Regions from separate parts of the Homo sapiens genome. Here region 1 is linked to region 2. Evidence: read pairs that join two places in POLR2A ChIA-PET (ENCODE). Cell type or tissue: PC-9. All regions are shown on one strand. Links, peaks and the distances in the headings refer to the core of each region. The heading gives the core; the rest is flanking DNA.

Region 1 (9,409 bases), core at 1,131-9,130, 530 kb after region 2:
TACTGCACAAGCTCCCTGATGCACAAGCCAAACCTCAGGTATCTTTGTTACACTGGGACCTAGCCCTGCGTCAAATACAGAAACTGCACTCACTGGAGTTAATGCTGCTGTCACCAGTCACTTCCTGCCACTGTCATCGTGCCTGCCCATAGCATGCCATCATCCCCTCTCTCACTCACTCCCACTAATGTTCTATAAGCTAGGGGAAGAAATCACAAGGCTTGTTATAGCTGTACTTAAAATTGGGGTAAATAGGTTCCAAGTGAGGATTTGAAAGATTCCCCTGTGATGAAATTAATTGATTATATGTCTATTTTAGCTGCTCAGAGGCCTTTGTCACATACTTCTTTGCTCTTGACCATGTCTTGAATACCTGAGATTACCATAAAACTGGCTCAGCAGCTGCTGCCAAGGGGAAGACTTCCAGGCTTTAACACCAAGACAGGGATGCTCACGCTATAACTATTAGCAATTGCGGTACTTACCATTACTTTTAATGCACCAACCTAGTAACAATATGCTTCTCAGCCAGGGAATGAGTAAACTCATTTTTTTGAAAGCTTTTCTATCAACTTTGCTATAAAAAAAAGAAAAAAGCTAAACTAAATATTATCTCCCTCACAAGAAACTTAATTCCCTGCATTTGGGTAAAATTAAGGAATCATTGGCAACTTTTTGGTGTGATTAGTAGAATTATTGTTATGTTTTAAAAAGAGCATTCCAGTAGTGGTGGCATAGTTTGTATCAGATTAACTCTCTCCAAAAATAATTCTATATCCTGGACAAATTCTTTTTTTTTTTTTTTTTTTTTTTTTTTTGAGATGGACCCTCACTCTTGTCACCCAGGCTGGAATGGAGTGGCGTGATCTCGGCTCACTGCAACCTCCACCTCCTGGGTTCAAGCAATTCTCCTGCCTCAGCCTCCCAAGTAGCTGGGACTACAGGCACCCGCCACCACGCCCGGCTAACTTTTGTATTTTTGGTAGAGACAGGGTTTCACGATGTTGGCCAGGCTAATCTCAAACCTTTGACCTCAGGTGATCCACCCGCCTCGGCCTCCCAAAGTGCTGGGATTACAGACAGGAGCCACCGTGCCCGGCCAAATTCTTTTTTTGAAGAACTACTTGAAAGCACTAGAAATTGACCAAATGCAGACGGTAGCTAGCAGAGATTTGACCCTCAAAAGAAGAGACAACACTATTTGGAAACTAAATTGACAGGGCTTTTCCCTTGAGGGTACCCCCTGGCCCCAGAAGCAGGGGGCAGCTGGCACTCAAGCAGAAGGTCACAAGCTTCTTGGCTTTAAAGATCAGAAGAGATAGGTGAGAGCTGATATCAAGGGGGTAATTCCTGGGAAGAACAGAGCCACAGAGAAAGGAGCACCCAAGTCTTTCATAAACTTCTGCTGTCCATGGTAAATCCCTAAACTGCACATGCACGAAGGAGACATCAGGAGTCCAGTAGAAAGAGGGTAGGCTGAGAAGCTGAGGAACATCTGAACTGCTGCCCTCTGTGCGGAAGAGAGTTTGGAGTTTGAACCCCACCAAGCTAGAGGAAACTGGGGAATGCCTCAGACTTTCCATGAAAACCCTACAAAAGGACCACAGGTTAGGAGTCAAGACTATGTCCAAAGACTAACAATTCATTCTAAGACTAAAAGCAAAACCAAAACAGAGCAACCCTAAGAAAGACCAAAACCAAGTTTCCAAAAGTTCAAGGACGTCAGTCAGTAATTTAATTACCTGCTAGAACAAAAATTAAGACTTCAAATAAATACTCTGAATACAATCTTTATAACATAATATCCACAACATCCAGTATAAAATCAAAACATACTGGACATGCGGGGGCTGGAGAGGTGACCTACACTCAAGAAAAATATCGTGAGTAGAAAGTGACCTGGAGATGATATAAATGTTGGAATTAGCAGACATGAGTTTTAAAGCAGCTATTATAAATATGTTTAGAGACTTTTCAAAAAGATGGCCAAAGAGGCTGGGCACAATGGCTCAGGTCTGTAATCCCAGCACTTTGGGAGGCCAAGGTGGGCAGGTCACTTGAGATCAGAAATTCAAGATGAGCCTGACCAACATGATCAAACCCTGACTCTTAAAAAAAAAAAAAAAAAAATTAGCTGAGCGAGGTGGCCATTGCTACTAGGGAGAATGAAGCAGGAAAGTTGTTTGAACCCAGGAGGCAGAGGTTGCAGTGAGCTGCACTGCAGCTCTGCACTGCCACTGCACTCTAGCCTGGGCAACAGAGCAAGATTCTGTCTCAAAAAGTAAATAAATAAATATAAATAAAAAATAAAAGATGGGCAAAGAACAAAGCTGGAGGCATCACTCTACCTGACTTCAAACTATACTACAAGGCTACAGTAACCAAAACAGCATGGTACTGGTACCAAAACAGATATATAGACCAATGGAACAGAACAGAGGCCTCAGAAATAACACCACACATCTACAAGCAGCTGATCTTTGACAAACCTGACAAAAACAAGCAATGGGGAAAGGATTCCCTAGTTAATAAATGGTGTTGGAAAAACTGGCTAGCCATATGCAGAAAACTGAAACTTGACCCCTTCCTTATACCTTATACAAAAATTAACTCAAGATGGATTAAAGACTTAAATGTAAGACCTAAAACTATAAAAACCCTAGAAGAAAACCTAGGCAATACCATTCAGGACATAGGCATGGGCAAAGACTTCATGACAAAAACACCAAAAGCAATGGCAACAAAAGCCAAAATTGACAAATCGGATCTAATCAAACTGAAGACCTTCTGCACAGCAAAAGAAACTATCATCAGAGTGAACAGGCAACCTACAGAATGGGAGAAAAATTTTGCAATCTATCCATCTGACAAAGGGCTAATATTCAGAATCTACAAAGAACGTAAACAAATTTACAAGAAAAAAACAAACAACCCCATGAAAAAGTAGGTGAAGGATATGAACAGACACTTAAAAACAGAAGGATATGACAGAAGGATATGAACAGACACTTCAAAAGAAGACATTTATGTGGCTGACAAACATGAATAAAAGCTCATCATCACTGGTCATTAGAGAAATGCAAATCAAAACCACAATGAGATACCACCTCACGCCAGTTAGAATGGTGATCATTAAAAAATCAGGAAACAACAGATGCTGGAGAGGATGTGGAGAAATAGGAATGCCTTTACACTGTCGGTGGGAGTGTAAATTAGTTCAACCATTGTGGAAGACAGTGTGGTGATTCCTCAAGGATCTAGAACCAGAAATACCATTTGACCTAGCAATCCCACTACTGGGTATATACCCAGAGGATTATAAATTATTCTGCTATAAAGACACATGCACATGTATGTTTATTGCAGCACTGTTCACAACAGCAAAGACTTGGAACCAACCCAAATGCCCATCTCTGGTAGACTGGATAAAGAAAATGTGGCACATGTAAACTATGGAATACTATGCAGCTGTAAAAAAAGGATGAGTTCATGTCCTTTGCCAGGACATGGATGAAGCTGGGAAGCATCATTCTCAGCAAACTAACACAGGAACAGAAAACCAAACACCACATGTTCTCACTCATAAGTGGGAGTTGAAGAATTAGAACACATGGACACAGGGAGGGGAATATCACACACCGGGGCCTGTTGGGGGATTGGAAGCTAGGTGAAGGATAGCATTAGGAGAAATACCTAATGTAGATGACAGGTTGATGAGTGCAGCAAATCACCATGGCACGTGTATACCTATGTAACAAACCTGCACATTCTGCATATGTATCCCAGAACTTAAAGTATAATGAAAAAAAAAATTATATTTTTGAGTTAAAGAAATAAAAAATAAAACTAAATTTAAAAATAAAATAAAAATAAAAGTAAAAAGATAGCCAAAGAGAGTTACCATATGAGTAATCTCAGCAGAGAAATGAAAGCTATATTAAAAAAAAATAGAAATTATAGAACTGAAAAGTACAATATTGAAAAAGGAAATAGTCACTAGACAGGCTTAAAAGCAGATTAGAGACAGCAGAAGAGTCCGTGATCTTGAAGAAATAACAATAGAAAATATCTCAATCTAAAGAACAGAAACAAACACCAGTATATAAAAATCAACTGTATTTCTATATACTAGCAATGAACAATTGGAAATGGTTGTTTTATTCTGTGTCCAATAGCAGCAAAAGACAAAAAATTATTTTTTTTAAAAATCAGAAATGTGCAGGATCTTTACACAGAAAACTATAAACATTGCTGAGATAAAGAAGACCCAAATAAATGGAGGAGTATCTCATGTTCATGGATTGAAAGACTCAGTATATTTAAGATGTCAGTTTTCCCCCAAATTGGTGTACAGATCAATACAATCCAAATCAAAAATCCAGGATTTTTTTTTTTAGAAACTAACAAGTTGATTCTTAAATCAAATTGACAAGTTGATTTATATATAAAAAGGAAAAAACTTACAGTAGGCAAAATTTTTTCAAAGAGAAGGACAAATTAGGGGGCTCACATTGCCAGATTTGAATATTTGCTACAAAGCTACAGTTTTCAAGACAGTGTAGAACTGGTGTAAGAATAGACAAATAGATAAATGGAACAGAATAAAGAGTCTAAGAACCGCACTTAAAATAGTCACTTGAGTTTTGACGAAGGCACCTGAGCAAGACAATGGGAGAAACAAAGCATTTTCAATGCATTGTGGCAGAACAGAAAAAGATGGGAAAAAACTAAAACTTGATTCCTACCTCACAGCAAATACAAAAATTCACTTGAGACAGATCACAGACCTAAATATAAAAGCCAAAACTTTCATGAAGCTCTGAAAGAAAACCAGAAAATATCTTTGTGACTTTAGGGTTGGCAGATTTTTATTAAAGATGATACCAAAAAAGCAGAACATTAAAAAAACTGACTACATCTAAATTTAAAAAAAAAAAAACCACTGCTCATCAAAAAGCGCAGTTAAAATATTAAAATGCAGGTGAAAGACAGAGAACATATTCACTATACAGATATCTGACTTATATCCAGAATATATAAAAAAGAAATCTTTCAAACAACAATAAAAAGACAGGCTAATTTTTAAATAAGCAAAGTATTTCAGCAGACCGGTCACAAAAGTGAAGTAGCCAACAAGCACATGAAAAGTAGCTCAAAACCACTAGTCATCAGAATATAATTTAAACTACAGCAAGGTAGCATTTTACATCCATCAGAATAGCTAAAATTAAAAACCTGACACCACCAAGTGTAAATGAGGTTGTAGAACAACTGTAACTCCATACATTGCTGGTTGGAATGTAAAATGATACTACTTTGACAGCTTCTTATAAAGTTAAACTTGCATCTATGCTATGACTCAGCAATTCCATTCCTGGATGTTTACTCAACAGAAATGAAAGCATGGGTCCGCAAAAAAACGTATTCAAGAATGCTCATTGCAGCTTCGGTCACAATAGTTCCAAACTGGAAAAAAAAAAACATCCATCAACAGAAGAATAGATAAACAAATCATGGCGTATTTAAACAACATAGTATTACTCAGCAACTTTTTGAAAAAGAATGAACTACTAAGGGCAGCCACAGAGAAAAGTCGGGTAACCCACAAAGGGAAGCCCATCAGACTAACAGCGAATCTCTCAGCAGAAACGCTACAAGCCAGAAGAGAGTGGGGGCCAATATTCAACATTCTTAAAGAAAAGAATTTTCAACCCAGAATTTCATATCCAACCAAACTAAGCTTCATAAGTGAAGGAGAAATAAAATACTTTACAGACAAGCAAATGCGGAGAGATTTTGTCACCACCAGGCCTGCCTTACAAGAGCTCCTGAAGGAAGCACTAAACATGGAAAGGAACAACTGCTACCAGCCACTGCAAAAACATGCCAAATTGTAAGGACCACTGATGCTAGGAAGAAACTGCCATCAACTAACGAGCAAAATAACCAGCTAACATAATAATGACAGAATCAAATTCACACATAACTATACTAACTTTAAATGTAAATGGGCTGAATACTCCAATTAAAAGACACAGACTGGCAAATTGGATAAAGAGTCAAGACCCATCAGTGTGCTGTATTCAGGAGACCCATCTCATGTGCAGAGACACACATACGCTCAAAATAAAGGGATGGAGGAAGATCTGGCAAGCAAATGAAAAACAAAAAAAGGCAGGGGTTGCAATCCTAGTCTCTGATAAAACAGACTTTAAACCAACAAAGATCAAAAGAGAAAAAAAAGGCCATTACATAATGGTAAAGGGATCAATTCAACAAGAAGAGCTAATTATCTTAAATATATATGCACTCAATACAGGAACACCCAGATTCATAAAGCAAGTCCTTAGAGATCTACAAAGAGACTTAGACTCCCACACAATAATAATGGGAAACTTTAACACCCCACTGTCAACATTAGACAGATCAACGAGACAGAAAGTTAACAAGGATATCCAGGACTTGAACTCAGCTCTGCACCAAGCGGACCTAATAGACATCTACAGAACTCTCCACCCCAAATCAACAGAATATGCATTCTTCTCAGCACCACACCACACCTATTCCAAAATTGACCACATAGTTGGAAGTAAAGCATTCCTCAGAAAATGTAAAAGAACAGAAATTATAACAAACTGTCTCTCGGACCACAGTGCAATCAAACTAGAACTCAGGATTAAGAAACTCACTCAAAACTGCTCAACTACATGGAAACTGAACAACCTGCTCCTGAATGACTACTGGGTACATAACGAAATGAAGGCAGAAATAAAGATGTTCTTTGAAACCAATGAGAACAAAGACACAACATACCAGAATCTTTGGGACACATTTAAAGCACTGTGTAGAGGGAAATTTATAGCACTGAAAGCCCACGAGAGAAAGCAGGAAAGATCTAAAATTGACACCCTAACATCACAATTAAAAGAACTAGAGAAGCAAGAGCAAACACATTCAAAAGCTAGCAGAAGGCAAGAAATAACTAAGATCAGAGAAGAACTGAAGGAGACAGAGACACAAAAAACCCTTCAAAAAAATCAATGCATCCAGGAGCTAGTTTTTTGACAAGATCAACAAAATTGATAGACCACTAGCAAGACTAATAAAGAAGAAAAGACAGAAGAATCAAATAGACGCAATAAAAAATTATAAAGGGGATATCACCACCGATCACACAGAAATACAAACTACCATCAGAGAATACTATAAACACCTCTATGCAAATAAACTAGAAAATCTAGAAGAAATGGATAAATTCCTGGACACATACACCCTCCGAAGACTACACCAGGAAGAATTTGAATCCCTGAATAGACCAATAACAGGTTCTGAAATTGAGGCAATAATTAATAGGCTACCAACCAAAAAAAGTCCAGGACCAGATGGATTCACAGCCGAATTCTACCAGAGGTACAAGGAGGAACTGGTACCATTCCTTCTGAAACTATTCCAATCAATAGAAAAAGAGGGAATCCTCCCTAACTCATTTTACGAGGCCAGCATCATCCTGATACCAAAGCCTGGCAGAAGCACAACAAAAAAAAGAGAATTTTAGACCAATATCCCTGCTGAACATCGATGCAAAAGTCCTCAATAAAATACTGGCAAACCGAATCCAGCAGCACATCAAAAAGCTTATCCACCATGATCAAGTGGGCTTCATCCCTGGGATGCAAGACTGGTTCAACATACGCAAATCAATAAACGTAATCCATCATATAAAGAGAACCAAAGACAAAAACCACATGATTATCTCAATACATGCAGAAAAGGCCTTTGACAAAATTCAATAGCCCTTCATGCTAAAAACGCTCAATAAATTAGGTATTGATGGGACATATCTCAAAATAATAAGAGCTATTTATGACAAACCCACAGCCAATATCATACTGAATGGACAAAAACTGGAAGCATTCCCTTTCAAAACTAGCACAAGACAGGGATGCCCTCTCTCACCACTCCTATTCAACGTAGTGTTGGAAGTCCTGGCCAGGGCAATCAGGCAGGAGAAAGAAATAAAGGGTATTCAATTAGGAAAAGAGGAAGTCAAACTGTCCCTGTTTGCAGATGACATGACTGTATATTTAGAAAAACCCATCATCTCAGCCCAAAATCTCCTTAAGTTGATAAGCAACTTCAGCAAAGTCTCAGGATACAAAATCAATGTACAAAAATCACAAGCATTCTTATACACCAATAACAGACAAATAGCCAAATCATGAGTGAACTCCCATTCACAATTGCTTCAAAGAGAATAAAATACCTAGGAATCCAACTTACAAGGGATGTGAAGGACCTCTTCAAGGAAAACTACAAACCACTGCTCAATGAAATAAAAGAGGATACAAACAAATGGAAGAACATTCCATGCTCATGGATAGGAAGAATCAATATCGTGAAAATGGCCACACTGCCCAAGGTCATTTATAGATTCAATGCCTTCCCCATCAAGCTACCAATGACTTTCATCACAGAATTGGAAAAAACTACTTTAAAGTTCATATGGAACCAGAAAAAAGCTGGCATTGCCAACACAATCCTAAGCCAAAAGAACAAAGCTGGAGGCATCATGCTACCTGACTTCAAACTATACTACAAGGCTACAGTAACCAAAACAGCATGGTACTGCTACCAAAACAGAGATATAGACCAATGGAACAGAACAGAGCCCTCAGAAATAATACCACATATCTACAGCCATCTGATCTTTGACAACCCTGACAAAAACAAGAAATGGGGAAAGGATTCCCTATTTAATAAATGGTGCTGGGAAAACTGGCTAGCCATATGTAGAAAGCTGAAACTGGATCACTTCCTTACACCTTATACAAAAATTAATTCAAGAGGGATTAAAGACTTAAATGTTAGACCTAAAACCATAAAAACCCTATAAGAAAACCTAGGCAATACCATTCAGGACATAGGCATGGGCAAGGAGTTCATGTCTAAAACACCAAAAGCAATGGCAACAAAAGCCAAAATTGACAAATGGGATCTCATTAAACTAAAGAGCTTCTGCACAGCAAAAGAAACTACCGTCAGAGTAAACAGGCAACCTACAGAATGGGAGAAAATTTTTGCAATCTACTCATCTGACAAAGGGCTAATATCCGGAATCTACAAAGAACTCAAACAAATTTACAGGAAAAAAACAAACAACCCCATCAAAAAGTAGGCAAAGGATATGAACAGACACTTCTCAAAAGAAGACATTTATGCAGTCAACAGACACATGAAAAAATGCTCATCATCACTGGCCATCAGAGAAATGCAAATCAAAACCACAATGAGATACCATCTCACACCAGTTAGAATGGTGATCATTAAAAAGTCAGGAAACAACAGGTGCTGGAGAGGATGTGGAGAAACTGGAACACTTTTACACTGTTGGTGGGACTGTAAACTAGTT
Region 2 (9,409 bases), core at 496-8,495:
TGTTTAAAATTGTAAAGTCAGTAGTAAAGAATGTTAGCTCTGGCTTGTGGGTGAGACTTTCTCCAGGCCCCTCAGGAAGAAATTTAGAAGAAAGGTCAGAGTGCAATCCTCAGCTCCCCCTTATCTGAGGTCTCAGTGCCAGCAGATCCATTTGGTGGGGGTCCAGGTTGCTGAAAAACAACTCAGGTATACATGTTAAGATGTTATCTTTAGTTTCTACAGGGAACCAAACATTCTGGTGATTCTAACTCCTTGGCTATTGTTTTAAGCTACTATTACCTTCCCACTTATCAAGTTGTTTATTTACTTCTTAAGGATAGCTAGGTGCCTGGAATTACCCTTGAGGGAACTCAAGATTTTCCTTTATTTTCATGCTAGTTGTTGGGGTGGTACTCACAGGCCCCTATGAGGGGTTCCTGCCCTGTTTCACTTCTCCCAACTGTAAGTTGGGAACACTGTTCTAGAATGATAAGTATATCCAAGTGAATCAAGTTTTAACAATTTGTATTTAGCAGTAGCTAAAATGTATTGGGAGCTTAATATGTTCAAGGAGCTATGCAAAATTGCTTTATATGTATTAACTAACTTAATCCTCATTAACAGTCCTATGAAGTAAGTGCTACCATTGTCTCCTTCTTATAAATGCAGAGAGGGAAGCTTAGATGGTTAAAATCACTTTTTCAGGGTCACATATTTTCAAAGGTAGCCCCAGGTAAGTTCAATGCATATCCTTGGTTAAAAACTACTCGTCTAATTCATCTTCCTTATTTGTATTTGAGGAATTTAAAGTCCAGATGGGAAGCAAGTTACTTCTATGCCAGATCTAATATTAAAATCTTGGCCGTCAACATAAACTTTTTTTTTCTGTTTTCAGAGATTTACAGAGATAAAAGGCTCTTTGAGTGGCTTGCAATCTGAATAGGGAGATAGGACTTGAGCAGAAAAAAACAGAAATGATAAAAATAACTAATGCTATGTGGAGAAATGAGGGATGGCAGAAAGAAAAGAATATTTAATGGCAAGAGACATCTTTAAGGTAGGCTTCAGAATGGAGGCAAGTTTTAAAAGAAAAGTAGAACTTAGTGAAGCCAGAGAGGAGGAGTGGGAAGCTCTCTAGTCTGGAGTAGTAGTATGAGAAGAAGACAAGAAGGTGGGAAGATGAACAGAAGTTTGGGTTTGATGAACAGAAACATTCTGGTTCAAGTGAGTGGTCTTTTAGGGGACAAATAAAAGACCAGTTATGGAAGTGGGTAGGGTTTAGATAGTAGCCTCTTGTGCTGGACTAAGAAGTTTGTACCTTTTCCTATAGGAAGTGGGAAGCTATTGAAAATTTTAGAGAATGGGTAACTGGTTAAAATATTTCCATGCCCAGTGGCTGAGTTTGAGGGTGGGGAATTGGATTCACTTGATGCCTTTGGGACCCTCCTTCAATAGTAGTAGAACTGGCTTGGAATTAAGAGTTGGAATGGTGAGTATAAGTTGCCTGAGATGAATTGTCAGACACAGACTCTGATAGCAAATAAGCAAGGAGAATCTTGCTCAGGACCCTCAAAGCAGTGCCCTGAACTACTTTCCACAGTGGAACTTCTAATATCTGTGTTTACAAAGTTAGTATTCTTAAATTCAAGGAGGGTTGAAGAGGTGTTTGGAATTTAGTTCAATGTTTTATGTTTGTTTGTTACTGTCTATTCTTGCTCTAGCTAAGTATGCTGATATGTCATTATATGGACCTCAGGACTTTTCACGTGGTGAAATTGATTCTGGCTCAGAAAGAAACGTACATGAGAAGACCACAATAACTCTTCAGGAAGAATTTATTTATTTTTGTTTATTCACCCTTGTGGATTTAAAAAATTAAATTAATATAGATTAAATTAAAAATTAAATAAATATAGATCCACATGTAGCTATAGAAAATAATACAGAGAGATCTTGTGTACTCTTTACTCAGTTTTCTCCAATAGTAACATCTTGGAAAACTAGAGTTCAGGATCACAGCCAGGATACTGACATTTATTCAGTGAAGATACAGAACATTTCCATCATCACAACAATCTCTCATTTATAATAGCCATATCCAGTTACTGCCTGCCTCCAACACCACCTTAACTTCTGGTAATCACTAATCTGTTGACCATTTATATAATTTTGTTTTACACACACACACACACACACACACACACACATGTAAATTGAACAATGCATGATGTAACATTTAGGGACTGGCTTTTTTCACTCAGCCGAATTCTCCGGAGTTTCATCCAGGGCATTGCATGTATCAATAGTTTGTTCTTTTTTATTATATTCTATAGTGATTTTGATGTATCTCTTTGAATAACTTGTTTAGTGATTGCTCTATATATCACATTATGTATACATTACTCTTCATAGTCTGCTGGTATTATCACGTTATTGCTTCAAGTGAAGTATAGAAACCTTACCTCCCTTTAAATCTTCTATCCTCCCCTATTTGCAATACAATTGTCTTAAATACTTCTTCTGCATACATTTAGAACCACATCAAGTAGTGCTATATTTTTTGCCTCAACCATCAAACATGATTTAGAAAACTCCAGAAAAGTCTGTTGTATTTACTTATATTTTTGCTTACCATGTTCTTTCTTTGTGATGTTCCAAGGTTCCTGTTTTATAAATTTCTTTCTGTTGAGACCATTTTCTTTAACCATTCTTTTTTAGTAGATCTATTGGTGACAAATTATCTTAGTTTTCCTTCATCTGAAAATATCTTGATACCCACTTCATTCTTGAAGCATATTTTCACCCAATATAAGATTTTCGGTTGACAGTTGTTTTCTTTCAGTTCTTGAAAAATGGCGTGCTGTTTCCTTCTGGTCTCTATATCTTTAAAATTAATAATTACTGTCATTTGAATTGTTTTTTCTTATAGGTAAGGTACATCTCTTTTGCTGCTTTCAAGACTTTTTCTTTAGTTTTTGTAATTTGACCATTATGTGTAAAAGTACAGATTTCATTGAGTTTATTTTGTTTGGAATATTCTCACCTTCTTAAATCTGTAGGTTTGCATTGTTTTTGCAAAATTTAGGAAGTTTTTGGTCAACTCTTATTTCTTCAAGTATTTTTACAGCCCCATCCTCTTTTTTCACCCCTTCAAGAATAAAACATGACAATTAGATCTTTTGTTACAGTTCCAAAGGTCCCCTAGAATCTGTTAACTTATTTCAATCTATTTTCTCCCTGTTGTTCAGACTGGGTAATTCCTATCATCCTGTCTTCTAGTTCACTGATTCTTCTGTTCCCATTCTGCTGTTGAGCCCATCCACTGTTTTTTTTTCGTTTGTTTGTTTGTTTTTAATTTCAGTTATATTTTTCAGTTCTAAAATTTCCCTTTGGTCCTTAATTATGTCTTTTACCTCTTTGCTGAAACTTTAAAAAATTTGTTTGCTGAGACATCCTATTTTGTGTCAAGTGTATTTGTAATTGTTCATCGAAATGTTTTTATCATGGCTGCTTTAAAATTTTTGTCAGATAATTCTAAGATCGCTATCATCTTACTGGCATTTGTTAACTATCTTTTTTCATTTAGTTTCAGATTTTCTTGGTAATTGGTGTAATGAATAAGTATCAATTAAAACCTAGACATTTAGGTACTATGTTATAAGACTCCAGATCTTATTCAAATCTCTGTTTGAGATGGCTTTCTCTGACACCAAAGGAAGGTTGAGTGCTACCTTGTTACTGCTGGGTTTGTGTAGCAGTCCATTCAGGTTCCCCAGTTTGGATACATTGGTAACCAAAGCCATATACTTCTTGTTACTACTGGGCAGGAATGGGAGTTCCAGATCCCTCTAGTCTCCACTGATACCTTCCTAGTGGGGAAGAGTAGGAGGGCATCCTTGCTGCTCCCTTCCTAGCTACTACTGACCCCATGGGGAGAGGATGAGTGGCCTCATTTTCTCCTGGAGAGCGATGAAAGTCCTGACTTTCCAGTAGGTCTCCTCTGACACCACTCCAGTGAGAAGGCAGAAGCATACCTCATTACTGCTGGGTGGGTAGAAGTATGTTCCCCATGGCATCTCCATTGCTCCCCAGGTGGTCTCCACTGACACCATGGGTGTTTGAGGGGGGCTGGCTCATTAGTGCTCAGTGGGGAATGAATGTCCCACTTCCTACTCTACTACTACAATGAGGGATGTGGAGATGCCGTGTTACAGCCTGACAAAAGTGGGTTTTTGCTTGGCTTTTGCTGCTGATGGTGGTGGTGGAGGGGAGTGGCGATGATGTTTGACAAGAGTAGAGCAACTATTTTTTAAACATTTTCTGCCTCTTTCCAGGACATTTGACTAGAAAGAGCAGACTTTTATTGTTGTTATTGTTTTATTTTTGTATTCATTGGTGTTTTGGGGTTGCTGACTTCTTTAGCTGCAAATCCTGAATATATGAGGCAATGAGAAAATGCAGGGAACTCATCACTGTATTGTCACTCAGATCCTGAGGTCCTTAGCCTGTCTCCCTTTTCTTAACCTGTCAGTCTTCTTATATAAATTTTACATATGCAGAGGTTTTAGTTGTATTTACTTGGATGAATACAAAAAAGAACATCTACTCCATCTTCCTGAAAGGGGAAGCCCCCTGAAAAATTTATTTTTAAACATTAGTCTAGATCTTTAGGGTAACAGATGTTCTGAGATGCATAATTTATAACTTGTCCCCTTTCATACTGATTTATGCCTTTAAAAATTAATAAATTTTCTTTGTGTATATTTGAGTTACTACTTTTTAAGTGAAACATTTAAATGGGTGCTATTAAAAAAGAACTTTTGGTTTTAAGTGACACTTTGCTCTCTAAGTTGACACTTTGTTCTCTAACTCAGTATTTATTATTCTCTCTTGCTGGGGGTGGTCAAAGAAGTCTCTGAGAATATAATTAAAATAATATGACTTTTGCTGCTCAATTTTGCTTATGATTTAGGAGGTTTATATACAGCATATAGAACCCTGGTAAACCATTCATTTTCTAAGTATTGGTAACACAAGAGCTATGAAACTAAGAAAACCCCAAGAATGGGAATGAAAAAAATGATGAGGAAATACTGGACTCAGGCCTCTGTCTTGACTTAGGCTGGGCAATACCTATAGCCCAGCTCTACAGTAAAACTCCATTTGATTAGCCTAGGTAGAAAGATGACTCTTCTACATACTGGAAAGAGCTTCTGTCAATTCCTATTAATGCAATCCTTAAAGGTAGTGGAGCTACCGTTCTAAGTAGGTCTTCCTTATGTCAATGTTTATACTTTACTTCTTAATGTCATGTCTTAAGCACATAGTGAATATTTTTCTATCTGTATATTGACAGCAGTTTGAGGAATTTCCTTATTATGTAATGTTCATATCCTTACCTTTGGCTGACCAAAATTTGGCATAAAATGCAGCCCTTATGTGAACAAAAATGGTATGTTAGTAAAGACTGAGATTTTTTTTTCCCTCTTGAACAAAAGATTGAAGTAAAGTGTTGGATGACTCTCGAGGCAAGACTGCTAAAGGAAGGTTTTTCATTTGTCTATTGCTATGTGATAAACCATCCCAAACTCAGTAGTCTAAAAACACAACTATGTATTCTCTCTCATAATCCTCTGGTTTGTCAATCTAGATGGTACTTCTGCTGGTCTTGCCTGAGATCACATGATCGCAGTCATATGATGACTTCACTGGGGCTGGCAGTTCAAGATGTCCTCCCTAATACTTCCGGCAGTTGATGCTGCCAGTCAGCTGGGGCACCTTGGCTCTCCTCCACATGGCCTCTCAGCCTCCACTTGGTGAGACTGGACTCCTTGACAGCATGGTGTTCTCACAGTTAGTTCCAAGAGAGAGAAAAATGGAAATGGAAGGTGTAAGGTCTCTTAAGGCCTAGCCTTTGAAGCCACAGTGTTATTTCTACAAATCAAAGGCCTAGCCCAGATTTCCACAGAGGAGAAATAGATTCCATGTCTTGATGAGAAGAGGGGCAAAGTCACACTGCTAAAGGGCATGTGAGATGGGAGGAATACTTGTGACTATATTTGCCAACAGTCTGTCACAGGGGACAGAGAAGTGAAATGCTGATGAGGTCAAGGAGGTTGCAATGAGAGGTAGGGTGAGCTGCTGACACAGGGCCATGTGTCCTGGAGAACACTTGAGATATGAATAGCAGCCAAAGGAAAGAGTGTGAAGCAGTTGGCAGGGAGACTTTCCATGATGACTTTAGACAGCTCTAGGGACTGCTCATTTTGACTGGGCCAATGGACAGAACTATGCTTTTTTTTTTTCTAGAGTTTTCCCTTTATCGGACACAAAGACCTAAATCAACAGGCTGCAGTTCAATCTGGATACATAATCAGCCTGGCACAAAAAGATTTTCCCAAGCTAAGCACGCCACGGGCTTAAAAAATTCAAATATGAAATGAAGCAGTCTGAAAAATACTGGTTATGCAAACATTTTGTAAGCAATGAAAAAATGATGACCAGGGGTTTTGCAAAGTAAGTGATCATTTTGGTGCTTAATGACCCAGTGGATTATCAACATTAGGTTTAGCAAACTAGCTCGAAAGGGGATATTGTGGCTATTTCTTGGTAAAAGGTGGTACTTCACCATTTAGTATTGTACCATCTTGATTACTTAGGTGAGAAATTTATATCAGGTATTCACTTCTGGAACAAGAGCTTTGAGCAGAAATGTGACTATACCTGCAAGACAGAGTGAATGCCTAAGAATGATATTTTGGGGGATTAAAACAAAACAGAGGAATAAAAAGACAGAGTAGATGCAGAATCAGCTATATCTAGGAGAGACATGCACATGAATGATCCCATGGCAGCATTCCAGTACTCAGTGTATGTCCAGTCATGTGTTTTACAAGGCTAGCTTTTAGAGTTTCACCATTTGGGATCTCTGAATTCTAGGTATGCAACCTTACTCTAACACAGCAGTAAGAAACAGCCTAGTAAATAAATGTGACTAAAGTATGGCAGTGATCGCAGACAGATGTCAAGACCCACCTTATTATCCTACATGTATTTTATTCCTTTAATTGGAATATATCGAGAGTATCCATGATATAGATAAGCCATTGTCATGGAAATTAACCAGATAGTGCATGTGGCTGGTTTTATAAAGGTATGCAATAGCAAAGTGATCTGAAGAATTTTAAGGAAAACTTACTACAAAAGAACATCCTTTCTAGCTCATTTGTAAGGTCTGAAATTTTACCACTAAAGCAATTCTCTTTCCCCATTCCTCTCTTCCTTTTCCTTCTAATATTGTTTTCTATAGGTTTTCACTTTTAAAATGCAAATACTGCTGATATGTTACTATATCAAGCTTCATGATATAGTGGAAATCATACAGGCCTTGATTTCTGACCCTGTCTTTACTATCTATGTGATTGCGGGCAAGTTACTAAACCTCTGTTAAATTCACTGGGTTTTGTGAGGATTAAGTGCTATAAAAATTATATGTATATTGAATAAATATGTATATGATGTTATGTACATAATTATTAAATATATAATGTGTATGTATATATTATATATGTTATAATTATATGGAGAGAGAGAGAGAGAGGGAGAGAGAGAACTGGCAAATAGTACATGTTCAATAAACTTTAGTTTCTGGCTTCTCTTAAAAAAGCAAATTAGCAAAATACTTGGGTAGTACTTTCTTTCACTGATTTTTCCTGACTTTACAGCAGAGGTTTTTAACTTGGGGTCCATAGGTAGAATTCAGGGGCTCTGGGAATTTGGATGGGGAAAATCACATCTTTATTTTCATTACCCTTTAACTGAAATACAGCATTTCCTTCAATTATAAATATAGGTTACAAACCACAGCAATATTGGCAATATCAGTGACTTTGTCATCAATAGAAGTCATAGATACTTTCATGTAACGTTATAAGTTACAGAAATCTTGAAACATGATTTATGCTCATGTCCGCTTTGAAGTTGTAATAGTTATTAGACTGCCCCTAGATCTTATTATTTTCCGTGTTGATATAGATGCACATATGACACCACATCATAATTTGTTTAGTGATTGGTAAATGTATTTCATGGTAATTGGTTTCATTTTAAATTTTATGTATTTCATTTTGCATTTAAAAACATTTTAAAACTGGGTCATATGCAGTAAAGGAAAATGATGTTGCTTGTACTTGTTTATTAGTGGTGTTTGTGATACCAACTTTTGTTTATTGTAAGGTTTAATCATTTAATCACTTACTCTTAGGGTTTTTTATCAATTGGCTGTAGACATGACTGCCTTTTAGCAATTCACAATTTTATTGTTCAAAGAAATTCTTCACAGTGATTCAATTTATTATCAAACAATTAAAATTTTTATGTATAGAAGACTTTAATTAAACTATGGCATATCTATAAAATAGAATATAAACCAGTATAAAAAGAAATAAGGAATAGCTACATATACTGCTATGGAATGATTTCCAGGATATGCTGTTAATTCAAAAGAGCAAAATTAAGACATAAGTATGTAGTATACCACATATTATCTAAGAAATAGGATATGTAAGTATAAACTAAAAATATATGCTAGCTTATTTTTATAAAAATGGCCTAAATGCAATGAGATATTCTGGATGCTGGAACAGAAAGAGGACATTAATGGAAAAACTAATGAAATCTGAAAAAAGTTTATAGCTTAGTTGATGTTACTTCTCATTTTTGACATTGTACCATGATTATATAAGATGTCAACATTAGAGGAGGCTGGGTAAAGGGCGTATAGTCCTCTCTGTGCTATCTTTGTGACTTTTCTGAAAGCTGAACATTATTCCTAGTTTTTTAAACAAGAGTAAAAAAATGAAAAGATAAATAAGAAACTAATAAAAATATTACTTATGAGGGAGAACAGGATAAAGACAATAGGAATAGAAACTAGAGGGCTCTAAATGTACACTGTTTTATAAATGTAACTCTGGAACTATGTAATGTTTTAAGTAATTTTTAAAACAAAAGCGAAGGGAATAAATTTCCTAAAATAAAAAGCCAAAATAATCTAAAATATAACTACTTTTTGCATTGCTGGCTTAATTACACAGAGGGGAATTATGCCAAGTGATTTTAAAACAGATAATTTGCCTGCACACTCCTAGTGGGATGTATACTATGGCCAAAACAAACTGTAAAAAAACCTTAAACTGTTTTGAGTAATTGTGTACTAATATTAGCACTGTTATTTTGAACCCATTGTATATGTACATATATATACATATATATGCATATGTATATGTGTCTGTGTGTATAATATATAGTAGTATAACATTAATAAAGTATGTTTATGTCATTACTAATCAATATTTTCAGTACAATAGACAAAAATAAAAACATAAAATCAAAGAAGTAAAAGCCCTATAGTCATGTACTTAAACTGCAG

What was found. Peaks named below come from ENCODE experiments on the same cell type or tissue, not always from the same donor. Only the 100,000 strongest peaks of a DNase experiment are listed, where the experiment ranks them.
Region 1: POLR2A ChIA-PET joins it to region 2 with 9 read pairs; 2 of 35 experiments call an interaction of 5 or more read pairs at or near these places.

The regions. Positions count from the first base shown.
Region 1 is chr5:32,756,198-32,765,606 of GRCh38, reverse strand. All of the region lies in intron 3 of NPR3 (natriuretic peptide receptor 3), which reads right to left. Among named protein-coding and RNA genes, the nearest start is that of NPR3, 50 kb to the right of the region's middle. RefSeq lists an enhancer at 5,094-5,612. In PC-9, for the core only: no CTCF peak of the experiment used is centred there; a DNase peak (open chromatin) is centred at 5,396; H3K4me3 peaks cover 380 bases; H3K27ac peaks cover 1,517 bases.
Region 2 is chr5:33,288,147-33,297,555 of GRCh38, reverse strand. All of the region lies in intron 1 of LOC124900637 (a long non-coding RNA gene), which reads left to right. Among named protein-coding and RNA genes, the nearest start is that of LINC02160, 63 kb to the right of the region's middle. RefSeq lists an enhancer at 3,687-4,188. In PC-9, for the core only: no CTCF peak of the experiment used is centred there; no DNase peak of the experiment used is centred there.